Regions from separate parts of the Homo sapiens genome. Here region 2 is linked to region 1. Evidence: chromatin loops called from intact Hi-C (ENCODE). Cell type or tissue: chondrocyte. All regions are shown on one strand.

The links. Peaks named below come from ENCODE experiments on the same cell type or tissue, not always from the same donor. Only the 100,000 strongest peaks of a DNase experiment are listed, where the experiment ranks them.
Region 2: it touches region 1 in a loop (3-fold over the local background); 2 of 110 quality-filtered maps call a loop at or near these places.

What each region holds. Positions count from the first base shown.
Region 1 is chr3:169,902,812-169,905,311 of GRCh38, forward strand. It overlaps the pseudogene KRT18P43. Among named protein-coding and RNA genes, the nearest start is that of SAMD7, 7.5 kb to the right of the region's middle. In chondrocyte, no CTCF peak of the experiment used is centred here; a DNase peak (open chromatin) is centred at 1,282.
Region 2 is chr3:169,843,999-169,846,498 of GRCh38, forward strand. The region is part of intron 8 of LRRC31 (leucine rich repeat containing 31); the gene reads right to left. Among named protein-coding and RNA genes, the nearest start is that of LRRC31, 25 kb to the right of the region's middle. In chondrocyte, no CTCF peak of the experiment used is centred here; no DNase peak of the experiment used is centred here.

The DNA of each region.
Region 1 (2,500 bases):
TGCAAATCATATATCTGATAAGTGGTTAATATCCAGAATATACAAAGAACTTCTGCAATTCAACAACAACAAAAAAGCAAGCAACTTGATTTTATTTTGTATTTTTGACCCCTGAACTTTTTATTGGCCTCCTGCTCCCAAAAGGTACCTTGCTTCTGCTGGCTTAATGTCTCAGAACTCTCGTCTCATTGATCTCAGACACCACTTTGCTGTCCACTATCTTGCGGGTGGTGGTCTTTTGGATGGTTTGCATGGAGTTGCTGTTGTCCAGGGCATCACCAAGATTGAAGTCCTCCCCGTCATCCAGCAGGCCATGGTAGGTGGCGATCTCAGCCTCCAGCTTGATCTTGATGTTCAGCAGGGCCTCATACTCCTGGGCCTGATGCTGTCCCTCTGCCTGGGATGCAGCAGGACCACCTCCAGGTGCATCAGGACCTTATCAAGCTGCATGGTGTAGCGGGCCTCTACCTCCCTCAGGCTGTTCTTCAAGCTAGCCTTCAGATTTCTCATCTAGTCCAGGTCGATCTCCAAGGACTGGACTGTACATCTCAGCCCTGTGAACGTCATCTCAGCAGCTCTGATCTTGGAGGACTGCACAGTAACCACTGTGGTGCTCTCCTCAATCTGCTGGGACCAGTACTTGTCTAGTTCCTCTCAGTTCTTTCGAGACAGCTCATTGTATTGGGCCTGGTTGTCTGCCATGATCTTGCTGAGGTCCTGAGATTTGGGGGCATCTACCTCCACAGTCAACCCAGAGCTGGCAATCTGGGCTTGTAGGCTTTTTACTTCCTCTTCATGGTTCTTCTTCCCGAAGAGCAACTCCTCCTTGAAAGCCTCAATCTCTGTCTCCAGCTGCAGCTGAGTGACATTGGTGTCATCAATGACCTTGCAGAGCCCACGGATGTTGCTTTCCACAGACTGGCACATGGCCAGCTCTGTCTCATACCTGACTCTAAGGTCATCAGCAGCAAGATGAGTGTTGTCAGTCTGCAGAGCGATGCTAGAATTGTCCACAGTATTTGCAAAGATCTGAGCCCTCAGGTCCTCAATGGTCTTGAAGTAATGTCCCAGACTCTGACCTGGGGCCCGTTGTTCTCCAGGTGCTCCCAGATTTTGTTCTCCAGCCTCCAATTCTTAGTCTCCATGCTCCTCACCCTGTCCACGTAGGAGGCCAGGCAGTCATTCAGGCTTTGCATGGTCTTCTTCTCATTCTGGATGCCCCCCATTCCTGCCAGACCCCCGCCCATCCCCATGGCCAGGCCACTGAACCCCAAGCCGTCCCGGAAGCTGGTGGAGCAAGACACGGAGATCCGGGAACCAGAAGCCTCGGCCCCTGCATAGACACTGGACACGGTTCTGATCGGCTGGGCACCGTAGCTGAGCAGCTGGGTGGAGCCCAGGGACCGGTAGTTGGTGGAGAAGGTGGAACGAGTGGTGAAGCTCATGCTGTCCGGGAGGAGAGCGAGAGGACAGGACTCAGGTTTTGCCTACAATGCAACCTGATCTTAAAATGGGCAAAGGACTTGAAAGCTATTTCTCCAAAGAAGATATACAAATGGCCAATGAGCAGGTGAAAAGATGCCCCACATCCCTAATCATGAGGGAAGTGTAAATCAAAACCACAACAAGATACCCCCTTATGCACAATGTGATAGCTATAATTAAAAACAACTACAACAGAAAATAACAAGTGTTGGTGAGAATGTGGAGAAATTGGAACACTTGTGCATTGCTGGTGGGAATATAAAATGATGCCGCTCCTGTGGAAAACAGCATGGCAGTTCCTCAAAAATGAAAAAATAGAATTTTTAAAAATTAAAACTTTAAAAAATGATCCAGAAATTCTGCTCCTGGTATATACCCAAAAGAATTAAAAGCAGAATCTCAAAGAGATATCTATGCACTCATGTCTCATGTTCACAGCAGCATTAGTCACAGTAGTCAAGAGGTAGAAGCAACACAAATGTCCACCTGTGGATGAATGAATGGATAAAATGTGGTATATACACACAATAGAATTTTATTTGGCCTTAAAAAGGAAAGGAATTCTAACACATGGTACTGCATGGATGAACCTTGATGACATTATGCTAATTGAAACAAGCCAGTCACAAAAGGACAGATATTGTATGATTCACTTACATGAGGTACCTACGGTGGTCAAATTTGTAGAGCTTATAGAAAGTAAAATGGCGGGTACCAGGGCCTGGTGGGGAGAGGGAAAGGGAGTTGTTGTTCAATGAGCATAGAGTTTCAGTTTTGCAAGATAAAAAGAGTTCTGGGTATCTGCTGTGTAACAATGTGAATGTGTTTACTACTGAACTGCACACTTAAAAATGATTAAGATGGTAAATTTTATGTTATATATACTTATCACAACTTTAAAAAAGATGGCCGGGCACGGTGGCTCACGCCTGTAATCCCAGTACTTTGGGAGGCCAAGGTGTGCGGATCACCCGAGGTCAGGAGTTGGAGACCAGCTTGGCCAACACGCAGAAAC
Region 2 (2,500 bases), 59 kb before region 1:
GATGGCTTCAGTGGTGAATTCTGTGAAACAGTTGAGCAATAAATAATACCAATTTTACACAATCTTTCTGGAAAATAAAAGAGGAAGGAACACTTTCCAACTCATTGTATGAGGCTACCTATACCCTCATAACAAAGCCAGACAAAGACATTATAAGAAAACCAGTAGACTATTATCCCCTTGTGAACATAGGCACAAATATCCTCAACAGAATATTAGCAAATAACATCCAACGCTATATAAACAAGATAATACATAATGACCATGACCAGGCTGATTTAACATTAAAAAATCAGCTAATATTATTAATTATTATCATTCATTATTATTATGAATATTAATGAACTATAGTTTTTTTAAATGCTCATCTCAATAGATGCAGAAAAATATAATTTGACAAAATTCGTTATAAGAACTCTTAGCAAATTAGGATTCCTTAACCTGATAAAGGGTAGCTACAAAAAAACCTATAGCTAACATCATACTTAATGGTGAAAAATGGAATGCTTTTCCCCTTAGCTTAGGGGACTAAGACTGGAAGCAAGGCAAGAATGCTCTCATCTCATTCAACATCTATTGGAAATCTAGCCAGCTAAATAACCAAGAAAAAGAAAGAAAAGATACACAGAGATAAAGAAATAAATCTGTCTCTAGGCCGGGCACAGTGGCTCACGCCTGTAATCCCAGCACTTTGGGAGGCTGAGGCAGGCAGATCACGAGGTCAGGAGATCGAGACTATCCTGACCAACATGGTGAAACCCCGTCTGTATTAAAAACACAAAAACTAGCTGGGAGTGGTGGCACATGCCTGTAGTCCCAGCTACTCAGCAGGCTGAGGCAGGAGAATCGCTTGAACCCAGGAGTCGGAAGTTGTGGTGAGCCGAGATCATGCCACTGCACTCCAGCCTGGTGACAGAATGAGACTCCATCTCAAAAAAAAAAAAAAAAAACAAAACAAAACCTGTCTCTAATCATAGATGATATGATTATCTATATAGAAAATCCTACAGGATCTACCAAAAATATCCTACAGCTAACAGATGAGTTTAGCAAGTTTGCAGTAAAATGTCAATATACAAAAATCAATTATATATCCACGTAACATTGGGAATCTAAAATTAAACAGTATCTTTTATAAGAGAACAAAAATTAAACACTCAGATATAAATTTAACAAAATATAAAAACTAGAAAACACCAGTGAAAGAAATCAAAGAGTACTTAAATACAGAGATAGACTGTGTTCATGGATTGGAATACTCAATATTGTTAAGATGTCATTTCTCCCTGAATTGATCTATAAATTCAATGTAATCCCAATAAAATTTCCAGATGGATTTTTAAAATAGATATTGACAATCTGATGCTAGCTTTAAATGGAAATGCTAAGTAACTAGAATAACCAAAACAATTTTGAAAAAGAAACAAAGAATACTTATACTACTTCATTTCAAGACTTACTATAAAGTTTCAGCAATCAAGACAGCGTGATATTGGTAAAATAAGAGACACAGAGATCAATAGAACAGAACTGAGAGACCAGAAGTAGGCCATCACAAATATGGCCAATTGATTTTTCACAAAAATATAAAGGCAAATCAATGGAGAATGGATAGTCTTTTCAGTTAATGGCACTCAAATAATTGGACAGTAATATGCAAAAATATTAACCTCTACCCATACCTCATACCTTATATAAAAATTAACTCAAAATAGGTAATAGGTCAAAATATAAAATGCAAATACAAAGCTTTAAGACAAAAATATGGAAAAAATCTTTGAGAACTTAGATTTGCAAAACGCTCTAAGATGCAACACAAAAAAACTCTATTCATCAAATTAACAAATTGATAAATCTTTATCAAAACTGAAAGCTTTGATCTGCAAAAAAACACTATCAAGAGAATGAAAAAGCCAGTGGGACAGACCCAGAGAAAATAATAGCAAATTATATTTCTGATAAAGGACTTACTTGTATTCAGAAAAATCTAAAAAACTCTCCAAACTCATCAATAAGAAAACAAACAATCCAATTTTTTAAATCAGGCAAAAGATTTAGAACAGACATTTCACCAAAGGAGCTAAGAAATGAAAATACACACATAAAAAGATGTTTGACATCATTGGTCATTAGGGAAATGCGAATTAAAATCACAATGTTTTGTCCCCATCTTCTAATTACAATCATTTTTGCTATAACACTTGTTTTGAAAACACAAGTTTATTTCAATGAGATTGAAATGTCAGGAAACAATCTGAGTATAATGCAAATTTCTTGTTTGCATTATGCACACAATTTGTCCACAGGAAACACTAGGTGAACATATAAAACTGTCCCCAGCTGAATTGAGCTGCATATAGAAATAAACAGCCTGGGCACGGTGGCTCACGCCTGTAATCCCAGCATTTTGGGAAGCCTAGGCGGGTGGATCACCTGAGGTCAGGTGTTTGAGACCAGCCTGGCCAACAGGGCGAAACCCCGTCTCTACCAAAAATACAAA